Linked DNA regions of Homo sapiens: region 1 is linked to region 2. Evidence: read pairs that join two places in POLR2A ChIA-PET (ENCODE). Cell type or tissue: Panc1. All regions are shown on one strand. Links, peaks and the distances in the headings refer to the core of each region. The heading gives the core; the rest is flanking DNA.

Region 1 (10,883 bases), core at 1,681-9,680, 67 kb after region 2:
AGGCTCAATTTCAGTTCCCATTTGCCTCTTTGTCCAGGAGACCTTGTACAGTGCACAACCAGCACAACTGTACATGGTGGCCCTGGGTACACTATATTGTGAGCCAGAGAGCCTGAAACTGAAATGATGCAGGGGATGAAATTGAAAGGATCCCTAGGAAGGAAACAAGGGAACTATTATGGGCAGACAAAAAGAGAGCTCAAGAGATAAAGGAGAAAATATGGACCAGAAAAGATGTAAGGAAAGATGAGAGACAGAAGTGGGCAGAGGAGGCAGGTGTGGAGGGAGGTGGGCAAGGCAGCCCTCAGGCACTCACATGGGGGTACAGTGGGAAATGCAGGTTCCTCCTGAGCTGCTGGATAGAGCTGCCACACCAGTCTTCAAACACATGCAGGTTGGCACGGCCCCGGAACTGCAGGGCGGAGACGCCAGTGGTGAGTGAGCGTGAGCACCCCATGCCCGCCCCAGATCCTCAGCTCCAGGGGGATGAGCATCCCATGCCCGCCCCAGACCCTCAGCTCCAGGAGGATGAGCACCCCATGCCCTCCCCAGAGCCTCAGCTCCAGGAGGATGAGCATCCCACACCCGCCCCAGATCCTCAGCTCCAGGAGGATGAGCACCCCATGCCCGTCCCAGCTCCTCAGCTCCAGGAAGATGAGCACCCCATGCCCGCCCCAGCTCCTCAGCTCTGGGAAGATGAGCACCCCATGCCCGCCCCAGCTCCTCAGCTCCGGGAAGATGAGCACCCCATGCCCGCCCCAGCTCCTCAGCTCCAGGAGGATGAGCATCCCACACCCGCCCCAGATCCTCAGCTCCAGGAGGATGAGCACCCCATGCCCGTCCCAGCTCCTCAGCTCCAGGAAGATGAGCACCCCATGCCCGCCCCAGCTCCTCAGCTCCGGGAAGATGAGCACCCCATGCCCATCCCAGCTCCTCAGCTCCGGGAAGATGAGCACCCCATGCCTGCCCCAGCTCCTCAGCTCTGGGAGGATGAGCACCCCATGCCCATCCCAGCTCCTCAGTTCCAGGAGGATGAGCACCCCATGCCCGTCCCAGCTCCTCAGCTCCAGGAAGATGAGCACCCCATGCCCGCCCCAGCTCCTCAGCTCCGGGAAGATGAGCACCCCATGCCCGCCCCAGCTCCTCAGCTCCAGGAGGATGAGCACCCCATGCCCATCCCAGCTCCTCAGTTCCAGGAGGATGAGCACCCCATGCCCGTCCCAGCTCCTCAGTTCCAGGAGGATGAGCACCCCATGCCCGTCCCAGCTCCTCAGCTCCAGGAAGATGAGCACCCCATGCCCGCCCCAGCTCCTCAGCTCCGGGAAGATGAGCACCCCATGCCCGCCCCAGCTCCTCAGCTCCAGGAGGATGAGCACCCCATGCCTGCCCCAGCTCCTCAGCTCCGGGAGCGTGACCACCCCATGCCCATCCCAGCTCCTCAGCTCCGGGAGGCTGGGCAGAAAGGGGCCGGTGCTCCTCTCACTGTGCGGGTCCGGCCCACTCTATCCCATTCCCAGCCCAGCACCCAGCACTTCTTTCAGGAACCTGGTGCTGATGTTCACCCCATGGCCTGGCCTTGGGGACAAGGTCTGCTCTGGCCATGCACACACACACACATACTCTCCCTGGACCTCCCATGCAGGAAGGGGGCTGGTGTTCATTCCCCAGGCAACGGGGACAATGGTTGTGACAGAATAGCTGAGAGGACAGGGAACTAGGAGGAGCCGGCTGGGGTTTCAGGAAAGACTTGCTCTCCTCCCCTCCCCATCCCTGATCCTGAGGAGAGGAAAGCGCCACAGCTGTCTGCCGGTGAAACCTTATCTACCCAGTGGTCTCCATGCTTCTGGCTCCCCTTGGGAAGCAGCTGGGAGGCACTGCAGGAGTGAGCTGGGGCCCATCTGGGCTTCCCAGCATCTTGGTCTCCCACAGCTCTCTGAGGCCTCCTAGACTCATTCTGAGCAAGCTGCTCCTGGGACAGCCTCGGGGCAGTGCCAGTTGGGTTGGAACCCCTTTCTCCTCTGCAGGACTGGGCTTGGAGGCCCTGAGCAGAGGGCTCCCTTCCCCAGAAAGGGGGAAGGCAGGAGCCAGCACTCTGAGTGGGTGGCAGGGCTGGAAATTTGAGAGGAGAGGGGAAGTGTGGGGACTTTGTGCCAATCATCCTGACAGTGGGCCTCGGATCACCCCATGTCCTCCCCTCCCCCAGGGCTTCTGTCCAGGTTGTGGGAGGTGGGGCCTGGTGACTCCCTACCAGCAGCCTGCCCTGGCCTCCCCGCCATGCCCACGAGATAGCAAAATCTGGGCTGCCCTTAGGAGCTCTGAGGGGACACCCAGATAAGAAGAAGTGGCACAAGTTCTACAAGAGATCTGTAGGAGGGAGGATGGGCAGGCAGGGAGAGGAGGGGGCAGGGAATAACTCCTCAACAGGAGTGCCCGAGGTCCCAGGTGTGGCTGGTGGGGTGGGCGCAGCCTCTGGGGAACACTGCCTCAATGCTGGATCCAGAAAGACGCAGGAGAACCTGTCTCTCCCTGCCCTGCAGCAGAGTGTGGCGCTAATGGGGCACACTGGCCTGGTCAATGCCAGGAATGTGGGCCTTGGGAAGCAGCCGTTACTCACAGAAACAGAAGTGGGAGACTGGAACGGATGGGAGAGGGAAAGTAGGCTGGGTAGGTGGGTGGCGGGTTAAGGCTTCAAGGAAGGAAAGAATGGGGACATTGTGCTACTTTGGGGGAAAATCCTCAAGTTCAGTTTATAAGACTCAGCTGTCTCCTCCAAAGGCTTCTTTCTGCCCCCTCCCTAGGAGATACAGATCCCAGGAGGGAGGGCAGTGGGGGAGGGCATGCCACCAGAGAAGCCTGTTGTGTTCAGCCTGGAGGCCAGAGGCCGGGGGGTGGGGGGGGGTGGGGGGGGGTGAGGGGGGGGACTGGGCAGGGAGAGGAGGGCCGAGGGAGGCACTGGCTGGCCACTCCTGCCTCACCCTCAGGGCCTTTCTTGCCTGAGCAAAGGGATCATCAGATGATGCAGGCAGCCCCAGGCAGAGAGGCTGGCAGTGTGGGAAGAGGAGCTACCTGGCTAAGCCCAGGCCCTTGTGCAGCACTAGGCTAGCCCTCAAACCATGCTTCACCCCACTCTCAGGCTGTAGGTGGGGGTCTCTGAGGGGCCAGAAGGCACCCTCTTCCTCCCTGGGCCTGGGATGAGAACCACCCCGTCCCCCAAGGATTTGTGTCCCTCTGAGTCTTGGAGACTTTGTATCTGGCAGGGACGTGGGACTCCAGCACACCAGCCCTGCCCTCTGCCCACTCGCTCCATTGTCCAGCAGTGACTAAGGCCCAGGGAGGGGCACTGGTCACTCCAAGCACCAGAGCATGTCTATGGCCAATGGTGGTTTTGAAACTTCCAAAGTCAGAAGTGCTGGAGAAGATATCTGTTGGAACCCTCTCATTTTAAGGGTGAGGACATTGAAGCTCAGAGAGGTAAACTGACTCCCCAAGGACACACAGCAAGTAACCCTTGGGAGAGGGGAGGGCATCGTGCAGGGGTGTGGGTCACACAGGAATATCCACCGGCCCTGCCGGGCCCTCACTGGGCCGCAGCAGAGCCTCCAACTGGATCTCAGCTTCTCCCCCACACGGAGTCCTCACCGCTTCCAGAACTCTCGTTCTAAAGCTCGGATCTGACCAAGTCACTCTGCTGCTTAAAACCTCCGAAGCTGCCGGGCACGGTGGCTCACGCCTGTAATCCCAGCACTTTGGGAGGCTGAGGCGGGCGGATCACGAGGTCAGGAGATCGAGACCATCCTGGCTAACATGGTGAAACCCCATCTCTACTAAAAATACAAAAAATTAGCTGGGCGCGGTGGTGGGTGCCTGTAGTCCCAGCTGCTCGGGAGGCTGAGGCAGGAGAATGGTGTGAACCCGGAAGGCGGAGGTTGCAGTGAGCCGAGATCCGACCACTGCACTCCATCCTGGGCGACAGAGCGAGACTCCGTCTCAAAAAAAAAGAAAAGAAAAAAAGAAGAAAAAAAACCTCTGAAGCTTCCCAGAAGGCTTCAGAACAGAGCCTCACCCAGCACACGGAGTCTGACCTACCTTTTCCAGCCTCACCTCACACCACTCCCTGCCATACACCTTTGCTCCACCCACATCAAAACCCTGTCTTTGCCAAAATCGTCATGCTGTTTCCCTTCTCCATGCTTTTACAAATGCAATTTCCTGATTAGAAGGCCCATTCATTTCTTCCTTACGTGGCAAACTCCTGCTCATCCTTCAAAGCTCTTCTCAAATAGTTCTCTCCGAGGCCTTCTATGACGTCCCCAGGCAGAGGGAACAGCTCCCTCCCCTGTGTTCCCTGCACATCCTAATTATTTAAATGAACAAACGCTTGGAGGAGCTAAGCCCAGAACAGTATCTTCCTCCATTCTATTAGCACTGAGTGTCTGCACTGTACCCCTTAAAGATGAAAGAGAGGTTGGTCCTCAAAGGAGGCAGACATGTAAACAAAAGGGTGTCACCTGCGCCAGGGGCTCTGGCAGAGGTACGAGGTTCAGAGGCGCACGAAGGCAGGCACCGTCAGCCTCCTCCAGGAGCACTCGGAAGCCCATCGCAGGACATGAGTGCTGACTGGCCCTCTGCTTCCGCTATACCCTCTGCTACTCAACCAGAGTCAAACTCGCAAGACCAAGGGTACCTGGCTAGTGGTTCAGTTCTAACTCATGCGGCAGTGGGGCCTCCCCCGGAGGAACACAGCAGGGTGATCAGGTCACCGGTTCCTACACACCAGGAACTCCTATGTCCTGTTCAGAGTTTCGAGGTACTCGATCTATTTTATTTTATTTTATTTTTAAGGTCAGGGTCTCACTCCGCTGCCCAGGCTGGAGTGCAGTGGCACAATCATGGTTCTCTGCAGCCTCAAACTCCTGGCCTCAAGCAATCCTTTTTCCTTAGCTGCCCAAGTAGCTGTAACTACAGGTACACGGCACTACAGCTGGCTCATTTTTCTATTTAGTGGAAATGGGGTCTCCCTATGCTGTCCAGGGTGGTCTCAAACTTCTGGCCTCAAGCGATCCTCTCATCTTGGCCTCCCAAAGTGCTAGCATTACAGGTGTGAGCCACCACACCCAGCCTTGAATTGTACACTTTAAACGAAGTGTATGGGTGAAGTGTATGGTATGTGAATTACAGTTCAATAAAGCTGTTTCTTTCTTTTTTTTTTTTTTTTTAAAGGAAAGGCTGAGAACAGGAAGGAGTCTGTGTCACAGCTCTGTCCACAAAAGAGAGACACTGCCTTCTCAAAGCCTGTGTGAACAACCCACGAGAACTCTGATCTCACTTGCTTTGATCTGACTTTGTACTCACCAAATTTCTTTCTTGTAACTATCTTGGGTTTGGGGAGTGGCCTGGCTGGCAGACATAGCATTTTGGTGAATGGAGCAGTGTATTTACCAACACATGAACAGATTGGCACTGGGGTTTGTTAATGAGCGTCTTGTGATCAGTGTTGGTGTGAACAAGTTTTGAAACAGTCACTCCATGAAGCCCAGGCCCCTAGCCATCCAATCTGATCAGTCAGCCTCTGGTGCACCAAGTAAAACGTCTGAGGCTGCTGAGTCTCCGGAGTGACTTCTGGCCTCAGAGACCCTGGGCTGCCAGCCAAAGCTCGGGGCAGGGAAACAGTGAAAGAGGAGGCCATCGTCATCTTTCTCATCTCCTGCCCTTGCTCACCTTTAGCAGGGCCCTGCACTAACTCTGTGACCCTGAGCTGACCTCTCTGAGCCATTATCTGGAAGAGGGATAACAGAACAACCTGACAGCTCCCGGACAGTAGTAGATGCTCAATAAACGATGTGTATTATTAACCTGGGAACTTCCTGCTGGCCAAGGACAGGCAAGGGGATGGGAACAGAAGTCCCCAGAATGTGGCGAGACTGCAAGGCTGGGCTGGATGCCAGCTGGCACCATAATGCAGCTGTGTGACTGCGTGTGGTTTGGCCTCTCCAGGACCTTCCTTCCTTATTCTCCTCATTGATAAAATAAGAGGATTGGATCAGTGAACCCCTGAACATCCATGAAGACTGTAATGAATATTTTGTAAGCTATTTTTAGTATTTAAAAATGGAAATCAGTCATTTACCACCAAAAGGCCATACACACTTACTAAAATAGCCAATATTTCTTTTTTTTTTTTTTTTTTTTTGAGATGGGGTTCTCAACTCTGTCACTCAGGCTGGAGTGCAGTGGCACAATCTCGGCTCACTGAAGCCTTAACTGCCTACACTCAAGCAATCCTCCCGCCTCAGCCCCCCAAGTAGCTGGGACCACAGGCGTGCATCACCACGGCTAGCTATTTTTTTTTTATTATTTGTAGAGACAAGGTCTCACCATGTTGCCCAGGCTGGTCTGGAACTCCTGGGCTCAAGCAATCCTCCCACCTCGGCTTCCCAAAGTTCTAGGATTCCAGGCTTGAGCCACCAAGCCCAGCCCAATTTTGATCACTGTTTACTATTTGTTCACTGTTTTTGTTTCATTATATGTTTATACATATGGCCTTGATTGGCAAAAACAAGTGGATAAATTAATTATTAATAAATGTAGAATGTTATGGCGCTATAAGCTTTCAAAATAATTGGTTTATTAAGAAAAAGGATCCATGCTATCCTTAAAGGAGAGAAGGCTGGATCACCAGACCAAATGATCTGTAAAGCAAGTTCTTTTCAAAGTACTATCTCCAGGTAGGGCGGGGCATAATTACCTGGTGATGTCATCTAGTGCAGGTGTGCCAGCATTGTAATCCATCCTCTCCCAGGGCTTTAAAAGGAGGTAGTTTCACAGTGTGGATAACTAACGTCACATTCAGTACAATACTGCCTCCTTCACTCCTGCCCCAGAGCAAGTGGGTGGATTCCAAATAAAACCACCCAGGCTGAAGAGCTCCACCTATGATAGGTATGGATGAAGACAATGAGCTAGCCCGTACCACCCAGCCAAGAAAAGTAATCTGTGTCCGCAGGGCCTCGAGACTAAAGACGCTGGGTTCTAAACAAGTTGTAAAATAGGAAACTCAAATTTAAAATTTTCATCCCCAAAGCACCGTGCTACTCGGAAATCTTGACATAACGATTTATTTACTCAAGGTAATCTTGTGTATGTTAATTAACTTCCTTGAGCCTCAGTTTCTTCACCAAAAGAAAAAGAATCTGGGGCCAAGTATGGTGGTTCATGCCTGTAATCTCAGCACTTTGGGAGGCCAAGGCAGGAGGATCGCTTGAGGCCAGGAGTTTGAGGTCAGCCTGGGCAATATAGTGAGACCCTGTCTCTATAAAAATTAATTTTAAAAATTAGCCAGGCAACGGTGGTACATCCCTGTAGTCCTAGCTACTCAGAAGTTAAAGATACAGTGAACTATGATTGTGTCACTGTACTCCAGCCTGGGAAACAAAGCAAGACCCTGTCTCTAAAAAATAAAAAACCAAAAGATGACACACAATCTATCAAAGCCTGTAAAAATGAAAGATATTATGATGGTTCTGATAACTTTTATTCATTTAACTGCTTCCTGTAAGTTTTCTAAAGCAGAGTTTCCCAGTGCATGTTCGTTACAGCATTTCTATGGATCCTCGAGCACTAGTTTCATAGAGTATAATAGGCATTTCATGGAAAAAAGCAATTCAGTTTGAGACATGCTGAGCTAAACCAAGTTAAACAGATGGCTGCAGAACTTCTCATACTCTTTCATATGCTAATGTACATTTCCAGGAAGGCAAGGTAGTATATTATAGTTTTAAAAGCTTATTTAACAATGGACTCTTTTCTTCCTGGAATATCTTATGGGATTTAAGATAGTGGCCCAAGAAAGACAGTTTGGGATGCTTATCTTTAAGACTGGGGATTGGCATGGCCATGAAAGTCTTGTAGCTTTCCTGAGCCTTGTTTTTCCACCTATAAAATGAGGATAATGATACTATTCCACAGGGTCGCAAAGCTGAGATGACATGATCCACAAAGCCTGCCACACAGTAGGCCTTTGGCAAATGTGATTGTTCCTTCTCTAAAGAGAGAAATTGAATCAACCTGGAACGCGTGGAGTGAAAAATTTTCATGAAATCACTAAACTAGGTGTAGTAATGCCCACCTGTAATCCCAGCTAGTCAGGAGGCTGAAGCTGGAGGATCGCTTGAGCCCAGAAGTTTGAGACTAGCCTGGCCGACATAGTGAGACCCCTTCTCTAAAAACAACAACAACAAAAAACTAACTGAATAAATAATTTAAAAATTTTTTTAATTCACTAGTAGAAAGTTTTCTGTGATCTCTGGAATTATCCATAAACATTATTTTTTAGCTCTCTCAAAGAGTAGGTACGGTAGAAGGTCCCTAGTAGAAAGTTTTCTGTGATCTCTGGAATTATCTGTAAACATTATTTTTTAGCTCTCTCAAAGGGCAGGTACAATAGAAAGTCCCTCACCTCTGAGAGCCAGGGGACAGGCTTGTTCCACTTCAAGTAGCTGCTGTTACTGCTCACCCCTTGGTCAATGTCGTGGTCCTAGGGGAAGAATGAAGAACGAAGTTGGTAGGAATATTAGGATGAGAAGCTACGGGCAGGACAGGAGGCACAGTGCCTGCTCCCAGGAGGCGTCGGCTCGGAGCACGCTGCCGTCTGTCATTCACACCATGTCCTGGGAATACATCTCCATAGTTTCATCAGCGCCTGCTCCTCGGGTTCCTTCACTTTTCTGAATTTTCTGTCCTCCCCATATGGGAAAGCAGTTTACCCTCTTTAGGTCAGGACCTCTTGAGGGCAGGGACCTCGGCTCCCTCTTCCTCCTTATCCCCCAGCTGTATAGATTTGGGTTCCAACAAGTGGGAGCCCCTCAGGGACACCACCAAACCCTCCCTATTGTGCAGGTCCACAGGTTCAGTTTGGCTCTGGTCCAGCTCTGGAATCCATGTCTGTTCTAGGCTCAGCCTTGGGGCTCCTGAATGAATTAGACCCCAGTTTCTCTAATCTGCCTCCTTAGGGACCATTGGTTCAAGAAGCACTGCAGGCAAATGCTCCACCACAAGTCTGTACTCCCAGCTACGGGCAGGGAGGGGTGTCCATCCACCTCGTCACCTCTGATCTCAGCAGCAAGCACAGCACAGCCCAGCCCTCACCCTAGTGAGAGGCACCACATGCCACTGGTGATGGAGGTCGCAGGCCCGGAGTGGTTCCGGCACGGGCAAACTGAACTAGGGAACGAGGGCAGACACCAGAAAACCAGGCCCAGTGGCAGCCCCAGTAAAAGTTTCCTTTTACTGGCTTTGAGGAGGCTGGATGGACATCTCTAAGGCTCAGCTAGGAGGTCCTGAGGCCAGACTAGGACTCTGGGGGCTGTTTATCCTCTGCCTCTCCTCCCAGAGTAGCAGAGGTTACCCTTAAGGCAACTGGGCAGAGCACCTGCGGACCTTTGTTAAGGCATCAGCAGGGACAATGGACTGGCTGGTCACCTACCTCGAGGCTCAGCCTCTGGGGATGGTAGAACTGGAGGTGTGGATCCACAGCTGGAATGTTCCTGCTGGCCAGAGCCTTGGCCAGTTCTCTCCAGCTGCCGTACCCTGTGGAAGGGGAAGAGAGGAGCCCTCAGGTCAGCGTAACCTGGAAACCTCATACACCTAAAAGATTTGGGAGGTTAATGGAGGGAACCGTCTTCCCTTCTCACCTCTCTTCAGAGGGTGGGTGGGAAGAGGGCTGGGCTGGGGGCAGGAGATAGCTGCAGACTGGCCAAGGCCCACAGGGCAGAGAGAGGAGATGAGCTTACATCCCATCAGCAGTCACCGCCTTCCAGAAACCAGAGAAGGAGCCAGTCCAGGTGAGCCTGGACCACGGGCCTCCCACTACCAGCTCGTTCTCCCCCGGCTGCCTCTGGAGGCCAATTTATCCCGAGAGCTGCCGTGGAGAGATGGTCGTGACAGGCGGTACACTCTTCCCTTCCTGCTCAGTTTCTGTGCCCTGAGCCCGGGGAACAGCAGAGGCTTACTAATGGGTGGGGACCCCCTACCACTGATCACTGGGTTGCTGGATAGAGCCGGAGCTGAGAGAGGCAGGAAAGAGTGGGCCTGGGATGTGATGTCTGTCAAACAAAGGTATAAACCACTGGAGATACAAGATCAGAGGCCCTGCTATTACTGGAGTCACCGGGAGGCTGCGTGTGGCTGACGCTGTCTGTACCCTGAAGGCTCTGGACCAGGTTGGCTTACACGCACCTGGGAAGGCAAAAAGCCAAACCATGGCGAGAGGGAGGGAGGGAACAGGAAACTGGGGGGTGCACGCGCATTCACAAGTCAGGAGGCAAGGGGCTGCACCAGGGTGAGGGCCGGGGAGAATCAGTCCGGCGGCCGGCCACTGCTGACACTCCCGAGGGCTGGGACTCCCATCTCAGAGGAGATTGCTGGGCTTTGGATAAGTGGAACCAAACCACTGTTAGTCACAAACCAGAACCGTAGACCACTGGAAGCGAAAGAGGCTTTTGAGATCACCTCATCCTCCCTTCAAGTGAGGAAAATGGGACCCACACTGGTCAAATGGCTGATCAAGGCTCACTTAGCAAGTAGTGGCAAGGCTAAGACTAGGACCCCAGTGTGCCACGGATTTCCACTGAGCTCCCCTTTCCCTCAACAGCTTCACCACGATGTCCCCAGGATGCTGCGCTGGGCACTGCTTAGACGGAATTAGCCTGACAGTCCCCGACCCCTGGGAGCCAAGAGTCGACAGTAGGCAGAAGTGTCACAGAGGAACCCCTACGTGAGCACCAGCAGAGACACAGACAGCCACGCAGACACAGAACACAGAGCACCACCCACGAATATGGGCTTCACCGAAGGTGGCCACCCACGCTATGCACGAGTGTTTCTGT
Region 2 (10,883 bases), core at 1,948-9,947:
GAGCCAGATATTCCTGGACCGGATATAATGTCACCAGGCTACCTCCTAGGTGTGTGGAATTGGGGGTTTCTCAGAGAACGGGAGGTTGCGACTGCCCCGACACCCCACAGAGTGTTGTGTTAGGATGCAGGTTTCACTGACGCAAGACGCCAAATAATAACAGCTTAGACCAAAATGGAAGTTTATTTCTCGCCTGTGTGTAATAGTCTGCGTGCAGACAGTCCAGGGATAATACAGTAGCTCCACGGTGTTTGGGACCCAAGCTCCTTCTAGCTTGTTGCTCTGCTCCTGGGATATGTACCTTATACACATGATTGAAGATGCTCACCACAATCTCCACATTCCAGCCTGGGAAAAAGGGAGGGAGGGGATAGAGAAGACAGGTGCCTTCCTTTTAGGGCCACAATTCTTCTTGCTAAGTTCTCATTAGCCAGACCTTGGTCATACAGCCCTGCTGCTGCAAGACGGATTGGGAAATGCTGACTTTAGCTAAGTGGTCATGCATCCCGTCAAATATTCTACTATCCTGCAAGAAGGTCAAATAGATATTGGGGGGCAACCTCCTACAACAAGTAATAATGGCCTCGCTTCCTGGAAACTCATGGAAGTTTTTCTCTCTTCTGACTTCTAGCAGGTTATTTATTGCCAAGAAAGAGGTATGGTGGGTATGGGAAGAATATCTACAGGGAAATGCTTCCAAAGGTGTAACCAGGAGGAGTTTAGACTAAATGATTTCTAAAATCCTTTCTTACTTTTATGCCACTTCAAGAAAGCCCTGGGAGCCGGGCACAGTGGCTCATGCCTATAATCCCAACTTTGGGAGGCTGAGGCAGGCAGATCACTTGAGGTCAGGAGTTCGAGACCAGCCTGGCCAACATGGTGAAACCCTGTCTCTACTAAAAATACAAAAATTAGCTGGGTGTGGTGGTGTGCCCTTGCAATCTGAGCTATGCAGGAGGCTGAAGCAGGAGAATTGCGTAAACCCAGGAGGTGGTGGTTGTAATGAGCCAAGATCGTGCCACTGCACTCCAGCCTGGGTGACAGAGCAAGACAAAAAGAAAGAAGGAAGAAAGAAAGAAGAAAAGAAAGAAAGAGAGAGAGAGAGAAAGAAAGGAAGGAAGGAAGAGAAAGAAAGAGAGAGAGAAAGAAAGAAAGAAAGAGAGAGAGAGAAAGAAAGAAAGAAAGAAAAAGAAAGAAAGAAAGAGGGAAAGAAAAAGAAAGAAAAGGAGGAAAGAAAAGAAGGAAAGAAAGAAAGGCAGGCAGGCCTGGGGTTGATGTGCCTCTTCCTCTATCGTAACTTAGGGCACAGAAAAGGAAGTTCTTGGGACAGATTGCAGAACTGAATTTGGTAACACAGAGTTCTTTAAAGAATAGATGTCCAGCCTAGGTGCCGTGGCTTATGCCTGTAATCCCAGCATTTTGGGAGGTTGAGGCAAGTGGATCACCTGAGGTCAGGAGTTTGAGACCAGCCTGGCCAACATGGTGAAACCCCGTCTCTACTAAAAAGACAAAAAATTAGCCAGGTATGGTGGTGGGTGCCTGTAATCCCAGCTACTTGGGAGGCTGAGGCAGGAGAATCACTGGAACCTGGAGGGCAGAGGTTGCAGTGAGCCGAGATTGCACCATTGCACTCCAGCCTGGGCAACAAGAGCGAAACTCCGTCTCAAAAAAAAAAAAAAAAAAAAAGAATAGATTTCCAGTGCTGTGGTTGTCCTTGTCATAGCCCAGTTCTGCTAAACAAGGTTGAGTTGAAGTTGTCTCCTTCAGACTCTAGAGCCACATATTAAGTCCCTGCCTGGTAACCCCCTCCTGTGGCTGGGCTGAACAGAGTCGCTCAGAGCAGCTAACCCACCAGTGAAGCTGTGGTGGGCATCTGCTGCATGCAGGGCCCTGGGCTGGCCGCTGTGGGGACCCACGGGGGCAGAAGGCTGTGCTCGCTGACCCTTTTCCTCTCAGCCACCAGGCTGACCTCATTTTCCGTTGAGACTTCCTGTTCTCCAGTAATTGCTTGGTGGGGCAAGAGGCTTCAGTTCCAAGTCAGCAAATGGGATCTGAGTCATGATGTATATGGTAAGTGTGCCTCTGGCCACGGGATCTTCACCAGCTCAGCACTGGGTGCTGGGCACTGGGGACTGGGCAGGTGAAGAGGGCTGCCAGAGGGGCTGTTTCACTCACGCAAAAGCATTGATTCTGTGTCTGCTGGGTGTCTGGCAATGTGTGTGTGCATGTGCACTTGTCAGGATGGGGAAGGCAGGAGGATGGAAATGACTCTGCAAAGTTAGAGCTCAAAATGGACTTTGTAGCTTTTGGCCCCAGTGATGCCAGATGAATTAGGCTAGTAGGACAGCTGGGAGTGGAAAGAGGCCCAGACTCAGAATCGACTTGGATCATGCTCTAGCTACAACAAAAATGTGTGACCTTCCATGGTCAAACATTATTTCTCTCCTTCGTCTTTTTTTTTTTTTTTTTTTAAGACAGGGTCTTGCCACTCTGTCGCCCAGGCTGGAGTGCAGTGGTGCCATCATGACTCACTGCAGCCTAGACCTCCTAGGCTCAAACAATCCTCCTGCCTGAGCCTCCTCAGTAGCTGGGACAAGTCCCCTATTGCTGCTGTTGTTGTTTTCCCTATTTTTTTTTTTTTTTTTGAGGCAGAGTCTCACTCTGTTGCCCAGGCTGGAGTGCAGTGGTGCAATCTCAGCTCACTGCAAGCTCCGCCTCCCGGGTTCACGCCATTCTCCTGCCTCACCCTCCTGAGTAGCTGGGACTACAGGCGCCCGCCACCACGCCCGGCTAATTTTTTTTGTATTTTTAGTAGAGACGGGGTTTCACCATGTTAACCAGGATGGTCTCGATCTCCTGACCTCGTGATCCACCCGCCTCAGCCTCCCAAAGTGCTGGGATTACAGGCGTGAGCCACCGCGCCCGGTGTTTCCCCTATTGTTTTAAATAAAAGGATGATAATGCCTTGCTCAGCTCACAAGGACTACAAAATGGAAAAGAGAATTGGGCTGTGAGCCTTGCGAAGGCCCGCTCTGCATTTTACTCATCTTTGCGGCCCCTTCAGCACCTAGCGTGGCGCCGTGCGTGTGCGTTCAGCACCTAGCGCGTGGCGCCGTGCGTGTGCGTTCAGCACCTAGCGCGTGGCGCCGTGCGTGCGTACAGCCCCTAGCGTGGCGCCGTGCGTGCGCGTTCAGCCCCTAGCGCGTGGCGCCGTGCGTGTGCGTTCAGCACCTAGCGCGTGGCGCCGTGCGTGCGCGTACAGCCCCTAGCGTGGCGCCGTGCGTGCGCGTTCAGCACCTAGCGCGTGGCGCCGTGCGTGCGTTCAGCCCCTAGCGTGGCGCCGTGCGTGTGCGTTCAGCCCCTAGCGCGTGGCGCCGTGCGTGCGTACAGCCCCTAGCGTGGCGCCGTGTATGTGCATGAATTCTTCTGTGAGCGAGTGTTGCCTAGATTGAATTAAACAACAACAACCCAGAAAGCACCTGGTCCACTTTCCACATTAGAAAACAGAGACCCAGAGAGGGACAGTGACTTGCCTCAGGTCACACAGGCTAGCTGGGAAGATTAAACATGGACCTGATACGTGCTCTGCATTCAGTCAGCATCAGTGTCCTTCTTTTCCAGGTGGCAGCATCAGGACGTAGAATCCAGATCTTTTCCTCTGACACCTCAGCTCTTGCACCTCACCACATTGCTGAGTTATTCATATTTAGCTGAAGCCAGCTAGCTAGTGAGGGCTGAGATGGGATTAGCTAGCAGGAGGACTGTGGCTGACCCTTGCCCACCAGGCTGTCCCTGTGTCACGGCTTGGGTACAGCGGCTAAAGGGCAGGAGCTCTGGAGCCAGATTGCCTGGGTTTGACTCCCAGTTCTGCCATTTGCTAGTTGTGTAATCTCATTTAATGTCTCATTTATGTCTCAGCTTTCTCATCTGTAAAATGAGGACTGCAATTGTATTTGACCTCATGAAGTTGCTGTGAGAAGTAGATGAATTAAAATATGTACTTAGAAAAGTGCCAGGCCGGTAATAAGCACATTATTAAGTGTTCGCTATTATTCAAGGGTAACATTAGGCTTTTATTGCTGTAGTGGTGGCTGCAGAGTTGATTACTATGGTCAGCCTTCACAAGGACGGCCGTTGGATGATGGTAGAGTTTGTTGTTGCTGAATAGGATAAGATTCCTAAAGATAGTCTAAAGGACTGGGGACTCTAGCATATAAATTCTTGGAGGGCTGGTGTGCTTGGTAAAGACTCTTAAGGGTTGAGTACAGTGCCACGTAATTGGTGGACAATTCGAAAACAATGACCGCTAGCTCCTAGGGAAGATCCAGACCTTGGATACTCATCCTCCATCCATCCACAGCACACCGAGGGCCCAGATGGAACACCAGCTCCTACAAGCGCACATTTCCTTTTAAGCCCCAGCTTCCATCAAATTGGCTTGCACTGGAAAGTCAACGGAACCCCCAGCACAAAGACGGTGGCTGATGGCCAAAGGACTGGAGCCAGGAAAACTATGTGACAGGCAACTTTGCTCCTGCCAAGAATGAGGACGTGATTTCCTATCTCCACCCCGCAGCAGGCCCCCAGCCTCCTCTCATCCCCATTCCCCTTCCACCCCCAGTCCTGTGGGCCACAGGTTTCTGCCTGAAAAAGCAATTTGGAGCTGCTCACACAGGATATCTCCTCCTGACCTACTTCCTGAGTGCTGGGGCAGAATGCTTGCTCTACTGAGAAAGGTGGCATTAGCTCAGCATTCCCCCAGCCAAGCATCATACCGGATCTGACTGTCAATCACTCACTCACAGCCAATGGCCACACCTGAGAAGGGTTTTCTTAATGGCTTTCCTATGTCAACACCTGGGCTGAGTAACCCAACAGGCTCCTGGAGTAGAGCTGAACCTGTTTCTTGGGATATTGCGCTTTCTGTCTTTTTGGTTGTGTGCTTGCTTTTGTAATTTGGTGCAAAGCCACCATTTGCCATGGTCCCAGGAACTCTTTCTGAGATTGTAATTCCGAAGTATTTCTACTCCAGTCGTCATCATCATCATCATCATCATCATCATCCCTTACAGAGTACCTACTATGTAGTCAAATATTTTACCTATTATCCCTAATATGCTCGCCACCCTACCTTGCAAGGTGGATATATCAGGACAGTGCTTCTCAGACTCTGATGTGGCTGTAAGTCACCTGGGAATCCTGCTAAAATGCAGATTCTGGTTGAGTAGATCTGGGGGAGGCCTGAGGTTCTGCATTTCCAGCAAGCTCCCAGGTTCTAATACCTTGAGTAGCAATATATCAGGAGAAATTTTTTGGTTGCAAGTGACTGAAATGCAATGTGAACTAGTTAAATAAGAAGTGGAATTTATTACAAGGGTATCTGGTGTCTCACAAAGCCAAAGGACAGGATTGCAGCCGGGCCTCCGGAAGAGTTGGGGCCGGGGATTCAAATGCCAGGAGGAACCTCTTGGTCTCCTGACTGCTTTCTCCATGCACCCAGTTCAAAGCGTCGTCCTCTCTCCCTCCCTTCTTTTGCTCCACTCTTTCTTCCTTTCCCCTCTGTTCTGCTTAGTGCCAAAGCAACTCGGCCCACAGTCCTGTGGGTTCCTTGTCTTCTTCCTTGATTTTGGTGGCGCACACCTTCCAGTAACTCCCTAAGAAAGTGAGCAAAGGAAGGACAATTTTTGTGGACTAACTTACCTAAACCGTCTTCCCGCAATTGCTAGTGGGTTGAGTATAGAATTGTAGCTTCTAGTGTGGCTGCTGTGACATCGAGTGCCATTTCACTCCTCTGTCCTCTGGAGCTCATGTCTGGAAGTTGTTAGATTCCTTCTGACCTCCAGTTCCAAAAGCTGACAATGATGTGGCTTGGGGTGAGTTGTTCCTCATTCATTATATAGGGCACTTGGTAAGTCCTTTTGACCCCAAAATTGATGTTTTCTGCTCTAGAAAAAACATCTGAATTGTTTATTTAATAATTTTTGCCTTTCTCTTTTCTTTGTTCAGCCCATCTTGAACTCTCAGTGTTAGGATGTTGGATCTTCTGATGTGATCCTTTAGTTTTGTCTTTTGTATCTAATTTTTTATCTCTATCATCTTTTTGTTCTACTTTCTATGAGATTTTATAAACGTTTCTCTATCTTAAGTTGAATTTTTAATTTTTATATTTTTAATTTCATATTTTTAGTTTCCAAGAGTTCTCTTTTCTTTGGTTTCCGAATATTCCTTTTTGAAATAGAATATTGGCTGGGCAAGGTGGCTCATGCCTGTAATCCCAGCACTTTGGGAGGCTGAGGCAGGCAGATGGCTTGAGGCCAGGAGTTCTAGACAAGCCTGGGCAACATCTCTATTAATAATTTTTAAAAATAATAAATAAACTAAAATAAGACACAGTTCTTATTACATTGATGGAATAGCTTCTCTTTTTTCTCTGCAGATGTTATTCTTTTCCTTTTTTGCACTTTTCTTCTGCTCCCTACATTCTCTCTGTCTCTTCTCTTATTTCTTTATTTTGGTCTCCATCTTTCATGTAGGCTTTCTGTGTATATTAAACAGTGAGGCACCAAAAAGCTTACTGGAAGGAGAGCTAAGTTGTGAAGGACAAAGTGGACCTTTTCATTGTACCTTTTGAATCTTTTGAGTTCCGAACCATATTAATATAGAACCCATTCGAAAAACAAACCCCAAAACCCCTCATCTTCCAGGTTATGTGAAGCTTTATCTGCATGGGTAGGGCTTGTTTGCTGGGGAGCTTCAATGCAGAAATGTAGGGTGGGTGTTAGCTTCTTTGCTGAGTGGACTCCAGATGTCAGTGTCTTAATGTTGTCTCTCTAGATTATGTCATCTCTTTTATTTTTTATTTTTGTCTTGCTCTGTCTCTCCGGCTGGAGCGCAGTGGTGCAATCACAGCTCACTGCAGCTTCGAACTCCTGGGCTCAAGCGATCCTCCGGCCTCAGCCTCCCAAATAGCTGGGACTACAGGCACATGCGCTATTCCCAGCCCCAAGGTAGTCTTTTCCGATAGGAATCATCTGGACTTCTGTCTGGGGATAGGTGTTGGGGAAGGGTATAAGCCTAGTTGCCAGTTTTCAGGAATGAAAGTGGGAGGACAGCTGGGTGTCCCAGTGTTCTGAATGCAGATTTTCAGCAGTTGCCTCAACCCTCTCCCCATGATGCACAGCCGAGCCTGCCAGCCTCTAGAGCAGCACTTTGCAGACTATCTGTGGGGAAGGCGGAGTTTTGAAACTCCCATTCTGTCAGGGACATGTACGTGGTCCTGCTGGGCATGAGTAGGCCGCATCTCACACGGCACATGCCTCACTCTGGGAGTTCAGACATCCAAACTGGCCTCTATCCTTCAGCCAGGAGAACCCACTGATCACACACTGAGTGCTGAGGCAACGTCAAATTTCCGTGAAAATCCTAAACACATATTCTTGCTTCCTGTACTTATCTTACTGGGGCCACTAACAGTTTGTGGACCTAAACCAGTTCCTGGACCACACCGCAAGAGCACTGCTCTGGAAAATAACAAACCTCTGGTCACTTGCCTTGGGGAGGATCTGTCAACAGGCTTTGAGGGGTGGTGAAGGAGTCGGAGGGTTGAACTGCTCTGTAAGTAGACTTTCAGCCCGTCCTCCATCTCAGGTCTGTACCTCGTCCCTACCTCCCTTGCACTTGTGTCCCCACACCCAGTGCCTTCCTGGATTCCTCGTATCCTGTTGGTTCCTTCCTGCAAGCATCAGGCTGTGGCTTTTTTTGCTATTGTTGTTGTTGTTGGGACTGAGTCTCGCTCTGTCGCCCAGGCTGGAGAGCAGTGGCGCCATCTCAGCTCACTGCAGCCTCCGCCTCCCAGGTTCAAGCGATTCTCGTGCCTCAGCCTCCCGAGTAGCTGGGATTACAGGTGCCCACCACCACGCCCGGCTAATTTTTGTATTTTTAGTAGAGACGGGGTTTCACCATGTTGACCAGGCTCGTCTCGAACTCCTGACCTCAAGTGATCCGCCCGCCTCAGCCTCCCAAAGTGCTGGGATTACAGGCGTGAGCCACCGCACCCGGCCAGGCTGTGGCCTCTATTGCTCGGCCAAGACATTCATTTACTACTCCTCGTTCTACTTATTTCCTCTTCCAGTCTATTTTGTCCTCGCAGCTTATACTTTAAAAAATCCCTTTACTGTTGTTAAGATAGCGATACTCCCCAAATTGGTCTACAGATTTAATGCGGTTCCCATCAAAACCCCAGCAGACTTTGCAGAGCTGATCCTAGAACTGTGCGGAATTTCAAGGAACCCAGAATAGCTCAAATGATCTTGAAAAAGAAGGCTGGAGGACTCACGCGTCCCAACAGGAAAACTTACTACAAAGCTACAGTAATCAAGTCAGTGTGATGCTGGCGTAAGGACAGACATATACACCAATTCTATGACGACTCAGCGGGGGAAAGAATGGTCTTTTTGGCCAGGCGCAGTGACTCATGCCTGTAGTCCCAGCACTTTGGGAGGCTGAGGCAGGCAGATCACTTGAGGTCAGGAGTTCGAAACCAGACTGGCCAAGATGGCAAAACCCCGTCTCTATTAAAAATACAAAAATTAGCCAGGTGTGATGGTGCGTGCCTGTAGTCCCAGCTACTCAGGGGGTTGAGGCAGGAGGATCACTTGAACCTGGGAGGCAGAGGTTGCACTGAGCCAAGATTGCACCACTATACTCCAGCCTGGGTGACAGGCTGAGACTCCGTCTCAAAAAAAAAAAGAAAAAGAATAGTCTTTTCAACAAATGGTGCTGGGATAACTGGATGTCCACATGGAAAAGAATAAAGTTGGACTCTTACCTCATACCATGTGCAAAAATTAATTCAAAATGGATCATAGACTTAAATGTAAAAGCTAAAATCTAAAATTCTTAGAACAAAATGTAAGTAAACCGTCATGCAGGAAAGCCTTCTTAGATATGACACCAAAAGCACTGTAACAGAGGAAAAATAAATTGGGCTTCATGAATATTAAAAAAGGTTGCGTTTCAAATGGCACCATCAAGGAAGTGAAAAGAGAATCCAGATAATGGGAGAGATATTTACAAATCATATATCTTATAAGGGACTTGTATACAGAATATATAAAGCACTCTTACAACTTTATAATAAAAAGACAAATAATCAAATTTTAGGGCAAATGAGCTGAATAAACATTTTTCCAAAGAAAATATACAAATGGCCAATAAGCACATGAAAAGATGTTTAACATCATTAGCCAGCAAGAAAATATAAACTCAAAACCGCAAACAGGCCCAGTGTGGTGGCTCATGCTTGAAATCCTAGCACTTTTGGAGGTGGAAGCAGAAGGATTGCTTGAGCCCAGTAGTTCAAGACCAGCCTGGGCAACATAGTGAGATCTCATCTCTACAAAAAAAAAAATTAAAAATTAGCTTGCATGGTGGCCATGTGCCTGTAGCTCTAACTAGTCAAGAGGTTGGGGTGGGAGGATCACTTGAGCTCAGGAGGTCCAGGCTTCAGTTAGCCATGATGGCACCACTGCACTCCAGCCTGGGCAACAGAGTGAGACCCTGTCTCAAAAAATAAAGCAAAAGAAAACCCACAATGAGACAGCACTTTACACTCATTAGGGGACTGTTATTTTCAAAAAAGCAGGTAATAGCAAGTATTGGTAAGGATGAGGAGAAACTGGAATCTCCTACTTTACTGGCTGGAATGCAAAATGGTGCAGCCACTTTGGAAAGCAGTCTGGCAGTTCCTCAAAAAGCTAATCACAGAGGTACGGTATGACCCAGCAATTAACTCCACTCCTAGGTATATACATTCACACAATGAACCAATGTGCACAGCAGCATTATTTATAATAGTGAAAAGGTGGAAACAACTCAAATTCCTATCAGCTGAGGAATGTATAAGCAAAATGTATATCCAATGAAATATCTATTCAATGATAAAAAGAAACGAAGTACTGAAACATGCTACAGCATGAATGAACTTTGAAAACATTATGCTAAATGAACAACACAAAGGACCACAGAGTATGTGATCCCACTGACAGGAACTATCCAAAATCGATACAGACAGAAAGTAGATTAGTAGTTGCCTAGGCTGGGGCTGGGGATAAGGAAGGGATGGGCACTGGGTTTCTTTTGGGGATGATGAAAATGTTCTAGAATGGATTGTGATGATGTTTGCACAACTCTGTAAATACTAAAAGCCACTGAACCGTACACTTTAAATAGGTGAATTGTGTGGTGTGTGGATTATGGCTCAGTCTGCAGTTCTCCAGTGTCATCCCCATTGAGTGTGGAAGCCTCCAGCGTACCTTATGCATGGGGTTCCTCAGTCATCACCACACGGGACATTGCGTCTGAAGTGACACAGCTGTTCTTAATTGAATAGTTATTTAATTAAGGGATTGCTACTGGCTTCATCTGGGGATGTCAGTACCTTAAAATGGTGTGTATCAAGTCAGACAGATAATAAACTGGGTCAGACTCTACTCTCTTATTCCCATGGAAATCATTTTATTTTATTTATTTATTTTTTTGACACAGAGTCGCACTCTATCGCTCAGGCTGATCTTGGCTCACTGCCACCTTGGCATGATCTTGGTTCACTGCAACCTCCGCCTCCCAGGTTCAAGTGATTCTCCTGCCTCAGCCTCCCGAGTAGCTGGGATTACAGGCACCCGCCACCACACCCAGATAATTTTTTTGTATTTTTAGTAGAGATGGGGTTTTGCCATGTTGGCCAGGCTGGTCTCAAACTCCTGACCTGAGGTGAACCACCTGCCTTGGCCTCCCAAAGTGCTGGGATTACAGGCGTGAGCCACCGCACCTGGCTATTTGTTTTATTTATTTATTTTTTTTTTTTTTTGAGACGGAGTCTTGCT

The links. Peaks named below come from ENCODE experiments on the same cell type or tissue, not always from the same donor. Only the 100,000 strongest peaks of a DNase experiment are listed, where the experiment ranks them.
Region 1: POLR2A ChIA-PET joins it to region 2 with 10 read pairs; 3 of 35 experiments call an interaction of 5 or more read pairs at or near these places.

The regions. Positions count from the first base shown.
Region 1 is chr12:533,868-544,750 of GRCh38, reverse strand. It overlaps B4GALNT3 (beta-1,4-N-acetyl-galactosaminyltransferase 3), which reads right to left. Exons shown (of 20, transcript NM_173593.4): 2 at 9,482-9,585; 3 at 8,456-8,533; 4 at 317-412. Among named protein-coding and RNA genes, the nearest start is that of B4GALNT3, 79 kb to the right of the region's middle. RefSeq lists enhancers at 1,367-2,095, 2,096-2,824, 5,013-5,742, 5,743-6,472, 9,817-10,316. In Panc1, for the core only: no CTCF peak of the experiment used is centred there; no DNase peak of the experiment used is centred there.
Region 2 is chr12:601,533-612,415 of GRCh38, reverse strand. All of the region lies in intron 1 of NINJ2 (ninjurin 2), which reads left to right. Among named protein-coding and RNA genes, the nearest start is that of NINJ2-AS1, 24 kb to the left of the region's middle. RefSeq lists enhancers at 1,984-2,485, 2,739-3,255, 3,256-3,773. In Panc1, for the core only: no CTCF peak of the experiment used is centred there; a DNase peak (open chromatin) is centred at 2,025; H3K27ac peaks cover 3,396 bases.